Regions from separate parts of the Homo sapiens genome. Here region 2 is linked to region 1. A link is a loop called in an ENCODE intact Hi-C map of the cell type or tissue named here. Cell type or tissue: A673. All regions are shown on one strand. Links, peaks and the distances in the headings refer to the core of each region. The heading gives the core; the rest is flanking DNA. Region 1 overlaps MYO10 (myosin X). Region 2 overlaps MYO10 (myosin X).

Region 1 (11,303 bases), core at 2,142-10,141:
GTTAAGTACCTCAGTTCAGGATTCTCTGGCCACCTACATGACAAACTCAAAATTTGCTCTTGAAATGTGATCTGCTTTTTCCTTTTTAAAGATGCAGAGGGCTGGCACAGTGCCTCATGCCTGTAATCCCAGCACTCTGGGAGACCGAGGCAGGCGGATTACCCGAGCCCAAAAGTTTGAGACCAGCCTGGGCATCCTGGAGAGACCCTGTCTCTTATTTTAAAAATGCAAAAAATAAGCCAGGCGTGGTGGTGCATGCCTGTGGTCTCAGCTACTTGGGAGGCTGAGGTGGGAGGATCACCTGAGGCTGGGAAGTAAAGGGTACTGTGAGCCATGATTGCACCACCTCACTCCAGCCTGGGAGACTCTGTCTCCAAAAAATAAAAATAAAAAATAAAAAGACACAGAGGTCAAATAACTTTGTAATGCATAAGATAAATTAATATGGCTATTTAAATCTGCAGTAAATTCAACAGCCAAAAGAAAGTTTTCCTCTTTTTGCCTGCAATGACTCAGTGAAGAAGTCACCTGGTTTAGGAGATCTCTAATGTAGGGCCTAGGGAGTGGGGATATTGGTTCTTGATGAACTGCAGAAACGGGTTGTGAGCACCAAGGACTTAAGCAGCACTTTTTCTCCTGTTTTCGTCTTTTTTTTTTTTTCCTTCTGTTGGAAGTAGGAGTTATCTTTCCAACTTACCAGATGCTTTTTTTTTCTGATTCTTATTACTCAAAGACACATCAAAGCACACGTGGCTTTTATAACATGAAGTTGTAATACAAGTTTCTCCACCTCGGTGCTATTGACATTGTGGACTAGATGATTCTTTGTTGGGGACTGCAGGATCATTCTAGTTGAGAATCACTATTCTAGAGTAATACAGTGTTCTAGAGCCATGGCCAAACTGAAGGTGTTTACAAAACCATTCACTGTCAGTGACCTAGTTAATTGAAAGCAGACTCTGTTGTCTAAATCCCATGAACTTCAAAAATCCCAACAGATAAAGTATCGCTGGGGCAGACCTAATTTCTGGTATCATTAAAACCGGGTACACAGAGAATAGAGAAAGCAGCCTCTGCAGTCTAATTCAAATCCTTTGACAAACATAAGGAAAAGAGGAGCAGAGGCCGACAGGTGGGCAGTGGTGCTAGAAGAACACTCTTCCTCCTCTCTGTCCACTCTGCTTTTTTTTTTTTTTAAGGGAGAGCCGACTTTTAATGCAGATTATTGGAACCATGCAGACACAGCCTGTCCACTGTGCTCTTTAACCTCAGATGCTGTCTCAACTCCCAAATGCTTGCAAACCCCAGTGCAAAGCTTGTCAGAAAACTTAGCCATGTGCAGATAAGAATGGAGAGAAGAGCAAAGCAAGGTGCTCATCGGCCGGGCACAGTGGCTCATGCCTGTAATCCCTGCACTTTGGGAGGCCAAGGCAGGCGGATCACCTGAGGTCAGGAGTTCAAGACCAGCCTGGCCAACATGATGAAACTCCGTCTCTACTAAAAATGCAAAAAATTAGCTGGGCGCAGTGGTGGGTGCCTGTAATCCCAGCTACTTGGGAGGCTGGGCAGGAGAATCACTTGAACCCGGAGGACAGAGGTTGCAGTGAGCCAAGATCATACCACTGCACTCCAGCCCAGGCAACAGGGCAAGACTCTGTCTCAACAAAAACAACAAAAAAAAACGGCGGGGGTTGGGGGGTGGTGGCATCATCACAGGTATAAAATGAGTATGACAAATGCAGCGCTAACGCGAGCCACAAGGATGAGGGAGCACTGTGAGCTGGGGCACAACCCTAAGATTCAGAAATGAAGGGGAAGGTGAAATCTAAGACTTCTCCCCTGCAGAGACAGCCACCCTCAGCAGGGGACCTGAAGTGGTAGCAGCCAGTCCCCAAGCATCCCTGGACACCCAGGCATCCCCCATAGCAGTCGGTGGCCTTCATAGGTCCTTGCCATAGAGTACTCAAACAGAGTAGGGCACCCACGACAGCTAAATGAGTCCCTCTGACTCAATTCCTTGTCTTGAGACTACAGGGTTTTAAACCCGAAGCTGGCAATCATTTCTGAAGAACTGCATCCAATTCTACAGAGGAAAGCTTCAGTTCAGCCACGGCCATGTAGGCCCTGAAAGGAACACAGGCGGTTTTTAGGCTCAGGTCAAAGGATGCGGAGCTGAAGGAGATGGCAAGTCAAAGCTCCACCCTGACCAACTACAGAGGAAGGAAAAGTAATAAAGTGAGTCTCAAGAGAGAAACTTGGTGAGCACATAGTTGATAAAGTTGGAAATGTGTGGTTTGAGAGTCCCGAGTTTGTAATATTTTTCTTTGGGCTGGAGAACAATTATAGACGTTTGTTCTCTATATAGGCAACCGCAAGAACAACTGTCCCGTGCCCATCAGAGAGCTAATCCCAGGGGAAAATGTGTTCCTGACATTGTGCTTCAGAATTCCGACATAATTTCTTCTCAAAGGCGCTGCCAGAAGTGTTGGGTAACTCCCCAGACTGGCCTATTGCTGAAATGCTCTACATTTTTTGAAGGAATATATTTCAGCTATTTATAGCTTTCAGCTACATCATCATCGTCATCATCATTTCTCAAGCTTGCCTATGGGCTAAAAGATCATTTGTAACACTACTGCGGCTGGGCACAGTGGCTCCTGACTGTAATCCCAGCACTCTGGGAGGCTGAGGAAGGCGGATCACTTGAGATCAGGAGTTTGACACCATCCTGGTCAACATGGTGAAACCCCGCCTCTACTAAAAATACCAAAATTAGCTGGATGTGGTGGCACGGGCTTGTAATCTCAGCTACTTGGGAGTCTGAAGCATGAGAATCGCTTGAACCAGGGAGGCAGAGGTTCCAGTGAGCCAAGATCGTGCCACTGCACTCCAGCATGGGTGCCAGAGCGAGACTCCATCTCCAAAAAAAAAAAAAAAAACAAAGCAAAAACAAAAAAACACTATTGCCACTGAAGACCACAGTGTTCCAAATACTAATAAACACACCTAAAAAAAACACAGTAGGGTTGTAAACTGAGGCCTGCCTGTGCTCATTACCATAAAGTTCACAGACCAATTTGTCCCATGTTTTTGGTCCTTCCCAGCTCTCTAGTGCACCGGATGGGAAGGATCGAATAGCACCCACATTCCTTCCCCTTATCCTGCCCACAGTGTCAAACTCTGTCACCACTAGGAATAGCAGCTTTCATCCAGAGGATAACATGAAAAGTTTACGATAGTAAGAGGTGGAGAGGAAAAGAAAGCGGTAAAAGGTATCACCAACAATACACTAATCTTTGGTCAATGTTCCAAAGGAAAAGATACAAAGATTCACCGCCATCCCACACTTCCAATCAAAATCAAAACCAAAATGAACTATGCTAAATGGCAGGATGCCTCAATTATAAATGTGTGATTCTGTAAAGAGTTTATTCCCATAGTTATGGGTTCCAACTTGCCAACTGATTGAGTCCTGAGTTTTATTATTATTATTATTTTTAGATGGAGTCTAGCTCCGCCGCCCAGGCTGGAATGCAGTGGCATGATCTCGGCTTACTGAAATCTCTGCCTTCTGGGTTCAAGTGATTCTCCTACCTCAGCCTCCCAAGTAGCTGGGGCTACAGGTGCGCACCACCACACTGGGCTAATTTTTGTATTTTTAGTAGAGACTGGGTTTCACCATGTTGGCCAGGCTGGTATCAAACGACTGACCTCAGGTGATCCACCCACCTCAGCCTCCCAAAGTGCTGGGATTACAGACGTGAGCCACCATGTCTGGCCTCAGTCCTGAGTTTTATAATCTGATTTCCCCCACCTTCCTCACAATTCCTTAAAACACCTTTTCAGTTAATCTTTTAAACTACAGTGACCAGAAATAGTCCCAGAAACAATTTTTAACACTAAAAGAAATGAGACATCTCCAAATTGCTGAGAGTACCTCAAACATTGTAGGAATGTGACGATACAACAAATAAAAGTCAAATTTTTCCATCTATTAGTTAACCATCATTATGTAGCCAACACATATATGTTTATTAGAAAGTGGACCTAAAGAATCAGCCAACATGCCTAAAATAATTCATCCATCTGTAAATCGTTCCACCCACTCACCCATTCTTCCATCCCTCATACTTCCACAAGTCCATCCTTCCACCAAATATCTCCTAACACCCCCTCCCCAATCATATACCAGGCACTAGGAAAGAGTGGACGGCATGTAAAATAATTCTAGCTCTAGGCTGGGCATAGTGACTCACACCTGTAATCTCAACACTTTGGGAGTCCAAGGTGGGAGGATTACTTGAGCCTCAGAGTTCAAGACCACCCTAGGCAAGATGGTGAGACTTCATCTCTACAACATTTTTTTTAATTAAAAAATTACTCAAGACCAGCCTGACAAACATGGAGAAACCCCATCTCTACTAAAAATACAAAATTAGCTGGGTGTGGTGGTGCATGCCTGTAATCCCAGCTACTCAGGAGGCTGAGGCAGGAGAACTACTTGAACCCAGGAGGGAGAGGTTGTGGTGAGCCGAAATTGCGCCACTGCACTCCAGCCTGAACAACAAGAGCGAGACTCCGTCTCAAAAGGAAAAAAAAAATAGCCAGAGATACTCCCATAGTTGGGAGGCTAAGGCAGGAGGATCCCTTGAGCCCAGATGTTCGAGGATACAGTGAGCTCTGATCGTGCTACTGCACTCCAGCCTGAACAAGATAAGCCAAGACCCCCATCTCTTAAAAAAAAAAAGTAAAATTTGAATTAAATAAAATAGTTCTGGCTCTAAAAAGCACAGAGGTAAACTATGCCCACTCTAATGCCCTTCCTATCTGTTCTCTCTGTTCCATAGGGAATAATTACATAATATAAACAATAGGCCAGGCCAGGCAATGGTGACTCATGCCTGGAATCCCAGCACTTTTGAGAGGCTGAGGTGGGAGGATCGTTTGAGCTCAGAAGTTTGAGACTAGCCTGGGCAATATGGCAAAACCCTGTTTCTGCAAAAAACATAAAAATTAGCTGGGCATGGTGGCACATGCCTGTAGTCCCAACTACTCAGCAGGCTGAGGTGGGAGGATGGCTTAAGCCCAAGAGGCGGAGGTTGCAGTGAGGTGTGATTGTGCCTCTGCACTCCAGCCTGGGTGACAGGGCAAGACCCTGCCTCAAAATTTAAAAAAATTTAAAAAAAAAAAAAAAAAATCAGCCTGGCCAACATGGTGAAACCCCATCTCTATTAAAAATACAAAAATTAGCTAAGCATGGTGGTGGGTGCCTGTAATCCCAGGCAGTCGGGAGGCTGAGGCAGGAGAATTGCTTGAACCCAGGAGGCGGAGGTTGCGGTGAGCCGAGATCACGCCACTATACTCCAGCCTGGGCAACACAGCAAGACTCCATCAAGAAAGACAGAAAGACTGACAGAAAGAAGGAAGGAAAGGAAAGGAAAGAAGGAAGGGGAAGGGAAGAAAAGAAAGAAGGAAGGAAGGAAGGAAGGAAGGAAGGAAGGAAGGAAGGAAGGAAGGAAGGAAGGGCGGACGAAAGGAAGGAAAGGAAGGAAAGAAAGAAAGAAAACAGCAGAACAAGCCAAGAAAGACAAGTAAGTAAATGGAGCTAGGAGACACAGATTTTATAAAATGTATAAAACTGTCCCACTAAGAACTCTCAAAAACTAGTGGGAAATCCTGTTTTTAAAGCACACAAAACAAAACAGCTGGTTTAAGAACTGCATTCCACTCCTCTTGGTGGAAGCAGTAGGAGGTACAGGACAGAAAGGGCAATAAAAGACCAGCACAAGATGTTTGCACTCTGCGTGAAATCTGATACCAGACATCCTTACCTCCCATTTCCCAGTTTATTGTCCTTTCCTCCTCTTGATAAGAATCATTTTTGTGGGGAGAGGGGGAGAGAAATGCCTACAAATAAACAAACTGATAAGATTTTCTTAATGGAATCCCAGTTGTGTTCTGGCTACCATCTGTTTTCAGAAAAAATACACAAGTATGCTCAGAACAGGAGTTTGTTGTTACTTCATAAAAATGAACGACCCAAGAACACAGTGGGAAGAAAATAAACTTAAAACAGCCATTTGTCATTTCTGTTTCATACATATTAATTAATTCCTTTGCAGATTTCTATCACATATCGAAAACAAATTTTTTTTCACAAAATCATACTTCCTGGATTAAAAGGTACATAAAAGATAACCTAGTCCAATCAAAATGACACATAATGTGTTGGCAAGAATGTGGAGAAACTAGAACCCTCGTGCACTGCTGCTAAGAATGTGAAATGATGCAGCTGCTGTGGAAAACAGTTTGGCAGTTCCTCAAAAAGTAAAATATAGAGTTAACCATATGACCCAGAAATTCCACTGCTAGGTAAATACCCCAGAGACGTGAAAACATATGTCCACACGAAAACTTGTACACAAATGTTCATAGCAGCATTATGTGCAATAGCCTGAAAGCAGAAACAACCCTCATGTTCATCAACTAGTGAATGGATTTTTTTTTAATGTGGTCTATTCATACAATGGAATATTATTCAACTATAAGGTTGACGTGGTGGCTCACGCTTGTAATCCCAGAACTTTGGGAGGCCGGGGCAGGCAGATCACCTGAGGTCAGGAGTTCGAGACCAGCCTGGCCAACACGGAGAAACCCTATCTCCACTAAAAATACAAAAATTAGCCAGGTGTGGTGGCACATGCCTGTAACCCCAGCTACTCTGGAGGCTGAGACAGGAGAATCACTTGAACCCGAGAAGCAGAGGTTGCAGGGAGCCAAGATCATGCCACTGCATTCCAGCCTGGGCGGCAGAGCAAGACTCTGTCTCAAAAAATAAAATAAAATAAAAATGAACAGAGAACTGATACATGCTATAACATGGATGAGCCTAGAAAACACTATGCTAAGTAGAAGAAGGCAGTCACAAAGGACCACATGTTGTATGACTCCATTTATATGAAGAAGTTAAATCCATAGAGACAGAAAGTTGGTCAGGCACGGTGGCTCACATCTGTAATCCCAGTACTTTGGGAGGCCGATACAGGCGGATCACATGAGGTCAGGTGTTAGAGACCGGCCTGACTAACGTGGTGAAACCCAGTCTCCACTAAAACATAACATTAGAAAATTAGCCAGGCGCGGTAGCAGGTGCCTGTAATCCCAGCTACTTGAGGCTGAGGCAGGAGAATTGCTTGAACTCTTGAACTCAGGAGGCAGAGGTTGCAGGAAGTCAAGATTGTGCCATTGCACTCCAGCCTGGATGACAGAGTGAGACTCCGTCTTGAAAGAGAGAGAAAAGGAGAAGAGAAAAGGAAGGAAGGAAGGAAGGAAGGAAGGAAGGAAGGAAGGAAGGAAGGAAGGAAGGAAGGAGAGAGAGAGGAAGGAGGAAGGAGGGGCAGGCGGAGGGGAGAGGAGAAAAGAAAGCTCACTGGTGGTTGCCCGGGGCTGGGAGGAGGGGAGAATGGAGAGTGGCTGCTAACAGGTACGGAGTTTTGTGGGGGGTTTTCTGGAGTAGGAAAATGTGATAAAATTAGATAGTGATGATGGTTGTACAATCTTGTGAAGATACTAAAAACCACTGAATTATATACTTTAAATGGGTGAATGTCATGATGTGTGAATTATATCACAAATTAAAAGAGACAGGGAGGGAGAGACAACTATGCAGACAAATAGGTAGACTCACACCTGACCTCATTCACTCCCTGGAATCCGTTATCCCAACCACCATCTTCATTCTTGACCCTCCTTATTACATATGCAAGAAGGTCCTCTTTTCAGTTTGCACTAGTTTTTGTGGAGTTTCCATTATTTGCAAGTAAAGGAATATCAGCTCTCATTTTCATCACACACAAATGTTACAGGTTTCAGAAAACATCTAGAAAGCAGTTCACAAGCGAGACCTGTACAAATGTCTCTAATTTTTATATACTTTCTCTAGAACACCAAAACAAGTTATTTCAGTGCTTTGACTAGTATTTACATCATATTTATATCATTTGTATTATGGGAGGCAGAAATGGATTTTACTTGCTGTGGAATCCTCAGCACCTAGAACAGGGCCAGACTTATTGCTCCGTTGAATGGTAAATGCATCTACAGAAACCATGCTACCAAGAGAGAGAGGCAGGGCTGCTGGAAGGTTTCAGTATGAGGTTACAGAAATGGCACTGGGTGCTCCCCTAGAAGACAGGGACTCAAGCTCCAGCTCTTCTACCCATAGCTCAGCACAGTTATTCATTACTTGAGATCTCTCTGCACAAAATGAGTTGACACCTAGCTTATCTGATACATAACACAAAAAGATCACATGAGACGGCTAACCAAAATGCTTCAAGCCATGGGGTTGCCGGGCACGGTGGCTCACGACTGTAATCCCAGCATTGTGGGAGGCTAAGGAAGGCAGGTCACTTGAACTCAGGAGTTCAGGATCAGCCTGGGCAACATGGTGAGACCCCCGTCACTACAAAAAAATTCAAAAATTAGCTGGGCATGGTGGCATGCGCCTATAGTCCAAGCTACTTGGAAGGTTGAGGTGAGAGAGTCTCCTGAACCAAGGAGGCGGAAGTTACAGTGAGCCAAGACTGCGCCACTGCACTCCAGCCTGGGTGACAGAGCGAGAGCCTATCTCAAACACAAACAAACAAACAAAAGATGCCATAGGTCTTCAACCCAACAAAGCAGTACCTGTATTTGGGGTCTTGCTGCTGGCACCTTACTGGGTCACATCCAGATGGCTTTCAGCCCTCATATTGCTTTAATTTAACTCTCCTCTCAAGGCCTTGCTACAGAACCAAAGAATGCACAGGCCTCGTTCAACCAACGCACCACAGTTTCTCCAAACCAACAACATTACCAGCCCAGCTACTTTCCAGACACAAAACATTGAAAAAGAACTTACAGGCCAGGCACGGTGGCTCACACCTGTAATCCCACCACTTTGGGAGGCCGAGGCGGGCAGATCACGAGGTCAGGAGATCAAGACCATCCTGGCTAACACGGTGAAGCCCCATCTCTACTAAAAATACAAAAAAAATTAGCCGGGCGTGGTGGCGGGCGCCTGTAGTCCCAGCTACTCGGGAGGCTGAGGCAGGAGAATGGCTTGAACCTGGGAGGCGGAGTTTGCAGTGAGCCGAGATTGCGCCACTGCACTCCAGCCTGGGTGACACAGTGAGACTCTGTCTCAAAAAAAAAAAAAAAAAAAGAACTTACAATTACAAGCTACCCCCAACAGAAAAGCGATAAGGAGGCTGAAGAGGATGAGAAACATTTAAATGACATAAATGCCTCTTTGGTCCTCTTGACACTAAGATTTTGTCTATAGAAAATTATTTCTCTCCTGCTGGGCACCATGGCTCACGCCTGTAATCCCAGCACTTTTGAGAGGCTGAGCAGGCAGATCACCTGAGATCAGGAGTTTGAGACCAGCCTGGCCAACATGGCAAGACTCCATCTCTACTAAGAATACAAAAATTAGCCAGGTGTGGTGGTGCATGCCTGTAGTCCCAGCTACTCAGCAGGCTGAGGTGGGAGAATCGCTTGAACTCGGGAGGCAGAGGTTGCGGTGAGCTGAGATCGTGCCACCACACTCCAGCCTGGGTGAGGGAGTGAGACTCTGTCTCAAAAAAAAAAAAAAAAAAAGAAAATTATTTCCCTCCTACAGCAAAATTCATTTTCATTTCTCTCCATATTACACCTCCTGTTGGGTTCAACAGAGACTTTGGAACAGACTACACTGCTAAAAACATAAATAAATAAATAAATAAGTGGGGGCAGCACTTCTGATGGCCCTGTGACTAGCCCTAGTTATATCCCTCCGTCACTGTTACGTGCTGAAATTGGAGGGGACTCTTCTCCGAGGACACAGCCTCTCCCCAGCAGTGGGTGGGCACCAGGCAGCGAGGAGTGAGGGTACCCAGAGTGTGTGACAAGCCAGCCAGGCAGTGGAGTGCAGTGGGCTTAGTGGTGGCATTGTCATTAAGTTGTTAAGTAAACTTTTCATTTTAGAATAGTTTTAGATTTTCCAGACAAGTTGCAAAGATAATACAGGGAGTCCCTGTACACCTCTCACTCTGGTTCCTGTTCTTATATCTTACATAATGTGGACATTTATCACACTAAGGAACCGACACTGGCACCTTACCATGAACTCAATGCCACACTTCATTCAGAGTTCTCCAGTTTCCACCTAATGTCCTTTTTCCGTCCCAGGACCCCTTCTGGGACATTGGATGTAATCGTCATGCTCCTTCTTTGATAGCCTTGACGGTTTTGAGAAATGCTGGTCAGGTATTCTGTGAAACATCCCTCCTCTGTGGGCTGTCTGAAGTTTTTTTTCCTGGCTAGACCGAAGGATAGTGGTTTTTGATAATGGCTCTATCCAGGGGGCCAAACCGCCTGGACAGGAACCCTGGCTTTACCACATCTTAGCCATGTGGCCTTGGACAAATGAACCTCCACGGGCCTTCATTTCCTCATCGAATGTAGAGGAAAAGCAAATACAATCTACCTCCCAGGAACTGTGGGGATTAAAGAGGCTAACTCTGAGAAAGAAGGTGAGTGGATAATCAGAAATGCTTCATGGAAAGCAGAGGTGGCCACTGACGCATTTAACAACACAGATACTGTGCCAGAGATCCAGCGCAAAGATTAGTAAGGGACACGCCTCATTCCCAGATGCCTGCAGTCCAATGGGGATGAAGTGCAAACAGATCATTGAAACTTGACACCAGGAGGACTAATGTGGGGATACACAGAGGACTGGAGCCTGCGGTGTTGGAGGGGAAGCCAGACTGCTGAGGGATGAATAGGAGAAGCCCCCACGGAGTAGAGGGAGGAAGCCCCATGTTGAAAGGTCCAATTTTCTGCAAATTAGCCAAGTGCCAGTGTAGACTAAGACACACTGTAAATTGGCTTATGCAGCGCTACTTAATCACCCTCCATAAACTATTAACAGCTCTACACAATGAAACAATGAAGACATTCACCTTTGTCCAGCACAAGAAAAAACAGTCTCAGACTAACCCGCCAAGCTCTACAAACCACTAAGGACTAAAATCACCTCCACCCTTACCAATAAAATGTGGGCAAAATTACTGTTTTACAATGCAGTATACTCTTTTCAAATTATGTTTTAAAAGAACCACACAGTAGACAAGTCATTTTGAAGGATCCATTTTTAATTCTTTCTCAGTTTGAAAGGCCTTCAGTCACTCAAAATTTGGAAATTCCCAAGATCTCCCTCAGGGGAATCAAGGGGTGGGACAAAGCAGTGGCAGGGGGGCTGCAGTGAAGACCCTGCT
Region 2 (11,303 bases), core at 1-8,000, 93 kb before region 1:
CAATAGAAATAATTAACAAACTCCAACAGGATGTCAATAGCATACATGTGATGAGGTCAATTTGAATGTTAATAATAAAAATTAAGAAATTTTATTTATTTATTTATTGAGAAGGAGTCTCACTCTGTCACCCAGGCTGGAGTGCAGTGGTGTGATCTCAGCTCACTGCAACCTCCACCTCCGGGTTAAAGTGATCCTCCCATCTCAGCCTCGCAAGTAGCTGGAACTATAGGCATGAGCCACCGCGCCTGGCTGATTTTGCATTTTTAGTAGAAATGGGGTTTCATCATGTTGGCCAGGCTGGTCTCCAACTCCTGAACTCAAGTGAACCACCCTCCTTGGCCTCCTAAAGTGCTGGGAGTACAAGTGTGAGCCATTGTGCCCAGCCAATAAATATTTATTTTAAAAATACTCGCCGGGAGCGGTGGCTCACGCCTGTAATCCCAGCACTTTGGGATGCTGAGGCAGGCGGATCACCTGAGGTCGGGAGTTTAAGACCAGCCTGACCAACACAGAGAAACTCCGTCTCTACTAAAAATGCAAAATTAGCTGGGGTGGTGGCGACGCATGCCTGTAATCCCAGCTACTCGGGAGGCTGAGGCAGGAGAATCACTTGAACCCAGGAGGCGGAGGTTGCAGTGAGCTGAGATCGCACCATTGCACTCCAGCCTGGGCAACAAGAGCGAAACTCCAACTCAAAAAAAAAAAAAAGAAATTCTACTACTTTTTTAGACAGTTTCTAGTAATAAAGGAGCTGATATTGGGGCTCCTAATAGTTTCTTTGTAAAAGCGAGTACGACTCAGCTAAAATAGACATGCCAAGTGCCTTCTCACCCACTAAAAAAAAATATTGAAATAAACATGCCCTTAACATACACACAGTAAGCCCCTCTTCTGTGGCTAATTAACTTTAAGAGCACCCTATTATTAAAAATTCCTAAATTTGGGAGATTCTATCTAGAGTTATTTTATTGCAGTAGAGAAAAAAGAAACCTTGTTCACATACATAAGCCTTGTGAGTAGCACTGTAGGCTATATAAAACATTTAAATTTGAAAGAACTATGCAAGATTTCCTTAAACAGATAGAAGGACCATGCCTCATCATTGAAATAAATCAAAGAATAATTAAGGCAAATAAATGTTGCTTTAAAAAAAAAAAAAAAAAAAAGGAACAGAATGGAATAATTATTCTGAGGACAAGAGCCAAGCAACATGGTCCATCTGCTTTGCTAAGTAAGCTCCTTCTGAAAGCTGAAGTTACCATGCCATTCAAAACAGAAAACTCTGTCGGAGAAACTCAGGCGGTTGTAAAAGCTTCCTCTGGTTAATGCCCTAAGGAGGCTGGGGTTGGGGGTGCGCGGAGGGACTCCTGGGCCATGGGAAAGTCCGACTGGCTGTGAGCCCCGTTACCTGATGAGGATGCACTGGTTGTCGTGGCGCTTCCACAGGCAGCGGTAGCACTCGTTGGCGATGGCGAAGATGTGCGGGGGCAGCTCGCCCAGGTGGCGCCGGCTGTACTGCTCCATGGTGGCAGGCTCGTACAGCCCGGCGATGGGCTGGTAGGGGTTCACGGAGGCCAGGATGGAGCCGATGTAGGTCTGCAAGCACAGAGTGAGACAGGGATGCGTCACTTCTAACCCAGGCCACTGGATGAGCTCCAACAAAACCCACCGAGTGTGCGCCAGGGGGAAAGACGTCTTCTGTCTCCCGGGTGCACACTGTCCCTGCCTTTCTGGGTACCAAATCTTGATATTCTGGACAAATGAATGAAGCCATTTCAAAGAGGGATGGCAGTGAAAGGGAAACAAGAGAAGGAAGATGGTGAGGCGGCCCAGGCCCAGTCCCTGCTCCCCAGGCCCAGATCCCTGCTCCCCGCTGACCTCACCAATCTTAATCCCTTCCCATGGGCAAAGGACTGGCCAGGTCCAGTCTCCTGTCTCATTAAATGGCTACTGTGAAACAGCATGGTTAAAAAGTGACGGGACAGAAAGGAGAAGAGAGGTAGCCAGGGGTTGGGGGAGAAGGACATTTACAATTTAATGGGTGCAGAGTTTCTATTTAGGGTGATGGGGAAGTTCTGGAAGTGGGCCGGGCCTGGTGGCTCATGCCTGTAATCCCAGCACTTCCAGAGGCTGAGGCGGGCAGATCACCTGAGGTCAGGAGTTCAAGGCCAGCCTGGCCAACATGGTGAAACCCCATCTCTACTAAAAATACAAAAATTAGCCAGGCATGGTGATGCCTGCCTGTAATCCCTACACAGGAGGCTGGGAAAGGAGAATCACTTGAACCCAGGAGCCAGAGGTTGCAGTGACCCGAGATAGTGCTACTGCACTCCAGCCTGGGCGACAGAGTGAGATTCCATCTCAAAAAAAGTTATGGAAGTGGTTGGTACTTGTGGATGCAGAACATTGTGAATGTCCTTATTATTATTTATTTTTATTTTTAATTTTTTTTGTAGAGACATGGTCTTGCTTTGTTACCCAGGCTAGTCTCGAACTCCTGGTTTTGAGTGATCCTCCCTCCTTGGCCTCCCAAAGTGCTAGGTCTGTGAATGTACCTAATATGACTGAATTGTACACTTCAAAATAGTCAAAATGGCAAATTTTATGCTATGCAGAGTTAGCTACAGCTTTTAAAAGATAACGTGACCATTTCGAAAATGCTAGGTATCAGACCGAGCGCAGTGGCTCACGACTGTAATCCCAGCATTTTGGGGGGCCGAGGTGCGAGGATCTCAAGATCAGGAGACCAAGACCACCCTGGCTAACAGAGTGAAACCCCGTCTCTACTAAAAATACAAAAAATTAGCCAGGCCCGGTGGCACACACCTGTAATCCCAGCTACTCGGGAGGCTGAGGCAGGAGAATCTCTTGAACCTGGGAGGTGGAGGTTGCAGTGAGCCAAGATTGCGCCACTGCACTCCAACCTGGGCGACAGAGCGAGACTCTGTCAAAAAAAAAAAAAAAAAGAAAGAACAGAGAGAGAGCGAGAAAGAGAAAGAGCGAGCGTGCGAGAGAGAGAGAGAGAGAAAGAAAGAAGGAAAGAAAGAAAGAAGAAAAGAAAGAAGGAAAGAAAGGGAAAGAGAGGAAGAAAGGAAAGAAAGGGAAAGAGAGGAAGAAAGGAAAGAAAGGGAAGAAAAAGAAAAGAACAGAACACAACACAAAAGAAAAAGAAAGGAAAGAAAGGAAAAAGAAAGAAAAGAAAGACAGAAAGAAAGAAAGAAAGAAAGAAAGAAAAGAAAAGAAAAGAAAGAAAGAAAGAAGGAAAATAAATAAATAAATAGAGGCTACAGAGTTACCAAAGCTTAATGCCTTAGGCCTCTCCATGTGGACATAACTATTCACTTCTACTTTTACAGGAAATACTAACTCTGATTACCTGGCTTCCAGGCTCAGACACAACTAGGGAAGTCAGTCAGACAGGGGTGGGAGCAGAGAGTCCTGCAACCACCATCAACCACTAACCACCAACCAACTTTTACAAAGCTCGTACAGTGTGTCTAGGGCTTTATGGGCTGTTAAGGGCTGATTCATGCCTTCTCCCCAAATTCACATGCTGAAGCCCTAATCCCAAGTACTTAAGAATGTTACTATGCTTGGAGATAGGGGCTTTAAATAAGTGACTAACTTAAAATGAGGCCATTAGGGTGGGCCCTAATCCAATCTGACTGGTGTCTTTGTTAGAAGAGGAAATTTGAACACACAAAAAGACACCAGGGATGCATACACCCAGGGGGGTTGGCGGAGGGTAACAAAAAACAAGAAAACTAGACAGAAAGTCCAAACATCCTGAGAGCATCTATACCATATTATAGCAATTTGTAATATTTTATATTCATAGTATCAGCCAGGAACATCAAGCAAAGTATTGTTTTGTTCAGTATAACTTTTCAAATGCAAATAAGTCCATACAGGTTGAGTATCACTAATCCGAAAACCAAAATCTGAAATGCTGTAAAATCTGAAGCTTTTTGAGCACCAACATGATGCTGAAAAGAAATGTTCATGGGGGCATTTCAGATTTCAGATTTTCTGATGAGGGATGCCCAACTGGTAAGTATAATGCAGATACTTCTAAATCAGAGAAAATATCAGAAGTCCAAAACACTTCAGGTCCCAAGCATTCTGGATAAGGGTTACTCAACCTGGAATGTGTTTTGGAAATAATATGAAGCAAAAGATTTAAAAAAAGGTTAAAAACATAAAAGATATTACCATATGACCCAGCGATTCCACTCCTAGATACATATCAAAAAGAAGCGAAAGAAAATACTCAAACACTTGTACACACATGTTCACAGAAGCACCATTCACAACAGCCAAAGGTGGAAACAATGCCAAGGGCCCATCATCAGATGAATGGATGTGGCATACCCACACCATGTAATATTACTTAGCCACAAAAAGGAATAAAGTGCTGATCCATGCTACAATGTGAATGAGCCTTGGAGACATATTAAGCCAGACACAAAAGTTCACATATCCAGAATAGGTTAAGTCCATAGAAACAGCAAGATGGGTGGTTGCTAAAAGCAGACAGTGGCAGGAGAGGGGAATGACTGCTTCACTGGTACAGGGTTTCCACCTAAGGTGATAAAAATATTGTAGAACTAAGATACAGGTTGTATGGTTTGAATGTTTGTCCCCTCCTAAACTTGTGTTGAAATTTAATTGCCATTGTAACAGTATTAGGAAGGTGATTACAAAGGTAAGAGCTGATTATGTCATGGGGCTCTGCTCTCATAATGGATTAATGCCATTATTGCAGGAGTGAGTTAGTTATTGCAGAGTGGGCTCTTAATAAAAGAGTAAGTTCGACATGCATTCTCTCTGTCTCACACTCAAGCTTTCTCATCATGTGATGCCTCAGGCCATGACACAGCAAGAGGGTCCCACCAGATGCCAGCGCCATGCTCTTGGACTGGCCAGTCTCCAGAACCATAAGCCAAGTAAACTTTTGCTCCTTATAAATTACCCAGTGTGTGGTATCCTGTTTTGGCAGCAGAAAGCATACTGAAACAGAGTTGTTGGTTGTACAGCATTGTGAATGTACTAAATGCCACTGAGTTGTACACTTCAAAATGGTTAATTTTATGTTAAATGAATTTCACCTTAATTAGAAAAAAAAGATCTGGTGCTTTTATGAGTAAATGTTCAGGTCCTTGGAAACATCAACTCTCTAGAAAACCCATTTTGTCCTGTCGGAGCACTATGGGGAAGATTTGGCCAGAAAAAAAAAGATGGAAGTTGGAAAAAAAAAAGTGTCCTACTCCTTGGGATGCCTCCATCCTCCATCAGTGCCTGGACCACAGACACTCCAGTGCCTCCTTCTATCTAACATCTGCAGAGGTGAGGGAGCAGGCAGACAATACTTGAGGCTGTGAGTGCCTGGCCCCTTCCACTACTTTGTTTAAAATGCCATGTTTGTTTTCTACCTTTTTGATAGTTGTTTACATTATTTTCTTTTTTCTGCTAAGTATCAAAAATGTTCATTTTTACTGTGAAATACATTCTTATTTTTTTCCCTACTGTGACAGGACTGTCACTCTTTATGCAGCCAGGTAGGTCAGAGGAAGCTGACAAGCAACAGTCAACACTGCCAACCATCAACACGGCGGGCTCAACTGAGCACACACCAATCCTCTTCCTCAGTTGCAAGCAGAGGGTGAAAGCCACAGTCATGGGCATTAAGCTTATTATTAAATTTAATTAATTTATTATTAGGATATTCACCCATCATTAACACACCTTTTAAAAAATGATATGCCCATATCATTTTGCATGCCCCATTCATGACACGTTTGTATGGTTGCTGTAAAATTCTAAGATGAGCCTTTCTTTCTTAAGGCACTGATTTACTTATAAAACCATTATTAAAACTTCTTACACAGCTTTCTTCAAAAGAATGATCATGTTTTTTAAACCATATTCCTCCTCCTGGTTGGGGAACCTCACTAGCCATAGAGCATCCTTTTAAGATACTGCTCGTTCTGACAGTGTGGATGACATGGGCTTTGAATGAAGGTAGAAGACAAAGTGGCATTAAGCCTGTTAGCAAAGGTGAAGACGCAACATCCAAAATGGTCTCATGCTTGACTTTTTACAGTAATTCACACCACACCTTGTCCAGTGAAATAGTTTTTAAATGTTTCAGAATGACAATGTAGTAGCTGTGGCAACTAGAGACAACATATGCAACCCAGAAATCAATGTCCACAGGTCCTCTTCCACCAGAATCAGCAGTGCTTTAGAAGAGAAATACTTTTTTTTTTTTTTGAGACTGAGTCTCGCTCTGTCATCCAGGCTGGAGAACAGTGGCACAATCTCGGCTCACTGCAACCTTCGCCTCCCGTGTTCAAGCGATTCTCCTGTCTCAGCTTCCCAAGTAGCTGGGATAACAGGTGTGTGCCCCTACGCCCACCTAATTTTTGCATTTCTACTAGAGACGGGATTTCATATATTTTGGCCAGGCTGGCCTCAAACTCCTGACCTCAGGTGATCCACCCACCTCAGCCTCCCAAAGTGCTGGGATTACAGATATGAACCACTGTGCCCGGCTGAGAAAGGACTCTTAACAGCGGACGCTCCCTGGGGAGGCAGCCCACAGACTCTGCAGAATTATGTGGCATCCTTGCTGATGGTCACGCAGCTCACAAAAGGCATCGGGATACTCTCCTCTGCTAAGCCGAGTCCCTGCCACCCCACACTACTGCCACCAATCAATTCTGAGTCACCATCTTTCAGAAGAAAAGATAATCGGGCATGCTGTGAAACAGAACACTTTACCAGATGGCCTCAAAAAGCACACGGTTCGAGAGTGAAAGACCAAAACCATCCAGCTGGTTTAGTTATAGAAGATGTTAATCATGGCCAATGACCAGCACAGCTCTGGTGGTTGCACACTTTTCCTACAATAATATTGATCTTTGTATCTGACTCTTACAATAAAATGCATGCTTCATCTGTCAGTCAGCCTAGTGAGTTACCATGAAAAAAATATGGTCCCTCATTACTACACATTGTCAATAAATTTAAAATCCCGGCCAGCTACGGTGGGTCATGACTATAATCCCAGCACTTTTGGAGGCCAAGGTGGGAGAACTGCCTGAGCCAAGGAGTTCAAGACCAGCCTGGGCAATATAGGAAGACCCCATCTCTACTTAAAAATATATTTTTAAAATTCTGCATAAATATTAATAACAGACTGTTGCTGCTTTAGGCAAGAAAGCCTTGATTGTTCCCGTTTTGATGAGAAGCTTCTGAAGGGTACAGCATGTGCTCGTGGGTTCTTTACCCAGGTTAGGAACCTGATTTCATCTTTTCTTGAGGATTCTGGGACTCATTCAGGCTCTCCGCCCATAAAAGCGATGCCCACAGCAAGTGAGGAAGACTCTATCTTCTAATCTACAATGAAACCACCCCAGGCTCCTAAGCTTCCGCTGTTCTCCAATCTGCTTGGCCTCACTACACTGGTTCTTTCTCAGCCTTGCCATGCGCCACCCCCGTGGCTGTGTTGGAAGGAAGCGCCAAATCTCCTGTGGAATGAAAGGCTTTTCCTCCAAGGGCCACTATGTCAGGGGGTATTGAAAAGTGTTTTCAGGTAAAAGGTCGTCTGAATGCGTGGTTAACGTAACAGAAGATACCAAGCCAGGCTTTTATTTTGCTTTTCATTTTACACACCATATATCACATCAAGTGAAAAAAAAAAATTCTTTTCCAAAAAGATTTGTATTTCAGTATGTTTAAAACCTTTCACCTTTTAAGGTAAGTAATAAATAAAAGTTACGTGCACCCTAGAAGCTGCCTGCCTCAGATGTGTGACGATCTTTCATGCCCCATGATCTACTTTATAGCTTTAAACTGAACCATGAGTTGAACTCCCCAAATTCCTCAAAAAATGGTCAGGACCCTTTCTGCTTGTTGGGTAGAGAAAGAGCACTTAAACAGCTGCTCCTGATTTTTAAAGATCAATCATGCATTTATTTATTTTTGAGACAGAGTCTCGCTCCGTTGCCCAGGCTGCCGTGCAGTGGTGCAATCTCAGCTTACTGCAGCCTCCGCCTCCCGGGTTAAAGCAATTCTCCTGCCTCAGCCTCCCGAGTAGCTGGGATTACAGGCGCCCACAACCACACCTGGCTAATTTTTGTATTTTTAGTAGAGACGAATGGGGTTTCACCACATTAGCCAGGCTGCTCTCAAACTCCTGGCTTCATCTGGCCTGCTTGCATCAGCCTCCCAAAGTGCTGGCATTACAGGCATGAGCCACCATGCCTGGCTAAGATCATACATTTAATGGTACATGGCTATATTCCAACATGACTCTGTAAGAATGTAGGTGCTACTGCTGTGGTCCTTCTCGTTTTGTGATTCATATTCTGAAAAGAAAAAATTCATACTCTACAAAAATTTCTAAACCTATGGTTTAGACCATATTTCGTACTCTAAACAAGAGAAAACTAAGATACATATGTTCATAACATGTCCGGCATCTGCTGTTTTCAAGATTTTCCTTAAACCCACATCCTCCAAGCACTTTCTTATTCTTTTTTGCATATTGCCACTAACTCAAGGATGTTTTTTCAAACTTTTTATACCATGTATAAAAAATATTCAGTAAACAACAGCCAAAAGGTAGAAGCAACCCATGTGTCTGCCAATAAATGAACAGATACAAAAAATGTGGCACATCCATACAACGGAATTATTCAGCCCTGAAAGGGATGGAAATTCAGACCCTTGCTACAACATGGATGAACCCTTAAGACATTATGCTAAGTGAATTATGACAGTCACAAAAAGATAAACACTGTGCGAGTCCACTTGTATGAGGTATCCAGAATACTCAAATTGATAGAGAAAGTGGAAATGTACAATTCCACTTATATGAGGATCCAGAATAATCAAATTGACAGAAAGTGGAAGGGTGGTTGCCAGGGGCTGGAGATGGGGGAAATGGGGAGCTGTTGTTTAATGAGTATGGATTCAGTTCTGCAAGAGGAGAAGAGTTCTGGAGATTGCTGCAGGGTAACGTAAATATACTTAACGCTATCGAACTGTGCATTAACAACGGCTGTGATACATTTTGTTCATGCATTTTACCAAAATAAAATTTTTTTTTTAGTTTAATAAAGAAAAAAATAGGAGCCGGGTGCAGTGGCTCATGCCTGTAATCCCAACACTCTGGGATGCTGAGGCGGGTGGATCATGAGGTCAGGAGATTGAGACCATCCTGGCTAACAGGGTGAAACCCCGTCTCTACTAAAAATACAAAAATTAGCCGGGCGTAGTGGCAGGCGCCTGTAGTCCCAGCTACTCAGGAGGCTGAGGCAGGAGATTGGCATGAACCCGGGAGGCAGAGCTTGCAGTGAGCTGAGATCACGCCACTGCACTCCAGCCTGGGGGACAGAGCGAGACTGTCTCTAAAAAAAAAAAAAAAAAAGAAAGAAAGAAAAATTAAAAAAAATAAGTAATGCTGGGAATTATGGTGTTGTATAGAATACATTAATCTCTAAGTATAAAGAGAGATTAAAAACAAGCACAGACTTGAGAGGAAATAACAAGAAACATTATGCTCCTTAACTTTAAATAAAAAGTTTTAGAGGTTGGGTGTGGTGGCTCACGCCTGTTATCCCAACACTTTGGGAGGATCACTTGAGCCCAGGAGTTCAAGACCGGCCTGGGCAACACAGTGAGATCCTCTCTCTCAAAAAAAAAAAAAAATTTACCCATGTGTGGTAGCACATGCCTGTATTCCCAGCCACTAGGGAGGCTGAGGTGGGAGGATGGCTTGAGCCCAGGAGGTCAAGGCTTCAGTGAGCCGTGATTGCATCACTGCACTCCAGCCTTGGTAACAAAGTGGAAACCTTGTCTCTTTAAAAAAATTTAAAAAAAAAATTAAATTTAAAAAAAGGCCAGGCCTGATGGCTCATGCCCGTAATCCCAGCAGTTTGGGAGGCCGAGGCGGGAGGATCACTTGAGTCCAGGAGTTAACCAGCCTGGGCACTAATGTCAAAACCCTGTCTCTACAAAAAATACATTAAAAAGTTAGCCAGGTATGATGGTGCACACATGTGGTCTCAGCTACTCAGGAGGCTGAGGTGGGAGGATCACCTGAGCCCAGGAGGCAGAGGTTGCATTGAACCAAGATTGTGCCACCGCACTCCAGCCTGACAGAGTGAGACCCTATCTCAAAAGAAAAAAAAAAGTTTCAGCATACACACCTTCAAATTTGAACCCAAATTAAATAAAAATGTTCTGGTGACAAGCTATAGACTATTCAGGAAGAGAGAACAAAAGGCACTGATATTTTCAGGGAGACAGTAATGTCAGAGTTTAAATAATTAATAAAGATATTATGTTGTGGCTGGCGGTAAATTCAGCAAATGAACTCCCACAAACCAACAGGAACATCAAACGACCAGATTTAATTGGAACCAAAACTCAATAATCTGAAATCTCTTCCTTGAAAAGCAAAAAAGGAAAGAATATGTAAAATGTGTGTCTGGCTGGTACAAAGAAAGAACCTGATTTCTTAAGATTATAGAAAATTTTGCCTCATTGTATAAAAATTACTCAGTAGACAACAGCCCAATATTACTTACTTATTAATAATTCAAAGGCCTCCCTTAGACTACCTACCTCCATTTAGTACCTATGGCCAAAAGGATTGTTTACACATTCGCACACCCACTCATTTGCTCTTCCATAACCCTGTGATGGGCAGCAGAGGTCACTGCTCCTGCCTCTTCTGACAGGTAATGGAACCGGCAAGGGGACAATAAGATATTGTCCCTACGGTCACGGAGCCCGTGAGTCAGAGTGAAGGCAGGAACCCTGGATTTTTGAGAATGTGCCACACTGTGGATCTACAGCGAATGCCTTCTCCATCACCCATCCACCCACAGGGCTCTGTCAGCCTCATCACCTCATCACCTCATCACCATGGCTGACGTCTCCTTGTCCCGTGTGTTCCACTTTTCATTAACTCCAGGGCGACCCACCCACTCCCTTCATCTGTGCTGTCCTGGTCTGCTCAGGGCCTCACCTTGCATTGACTAACTTCCACAAAGGCTCCTTCCTCTGAGATTTCCCTCGGGGTCTTTACCCCCTTAATCCAATCACCAAAAGGTGATACAGCAGCCCAAGCCCTAATGAAGTATTTTCGTAACAGGTCACCAAAGGGAGTGGGGGAAGGGCTTCAGCTCACAGAAGGACTTCACTTACTACTGGGTTTTTACTGTTTGTGTCCATGCACATGACAAATGGCACTTCTGAACCTGCTAAAACAGGGATGTAAAATAACA

What was found. Hi-C counts contacts between places; a loop is a spot of excess contacts. Peaks named below come from ENCODE experiments on the same cell type or tissue, not always from the same donor. Only the 100,000 strongest peaks of a DNase experiment are listed, where the experiment ranks them.
Region 2: a loop joins it to region 1, with 5 times the contacts of the local background. A loop is called at or near these places in 4 of 110 quality-filtered maps.

Annotation. Positions count from the first base shown.
Region 1 is chr5:16,884,011-16,895,313 of GRCh38, forward strand. All of the region lies in intron 1 of MYO10 (myosin X), which reads right to left. Among named protein-coding and RNA genes, the nearest start is that of MYO10, 47 kb to the right of the region's middle. In A673, for the core only: no CTCF peak of the experiment used is centred there; DNase peaks (open chromatin) are centred at 4,901, 5,751, 6,201 and 7,321; H3K4me3 peaks cover 711 bases; H3K27ac peaks cover 6,934 bases.
Region 2 is chr5:16,793,235-16,804,537 of GRCh38, forward strand. MYO10 (myosin X) reads right to left here. Exons shown (of 41, transcript NM_012334.3): 4 at 1,412-1,599. Among named protein-coding and RNA genes, the nearest start is that of MYO10, 140 kb to the right of the region's middle. RefSeq lists enhancers at 992-1,519, 1,520-2,047. In A673, for the core only: no CTCF peak of the experiment used is centred there; a DNase peak (open chromatin) is centred at 3,587; H3K27ac peaks cover 1,033 bases.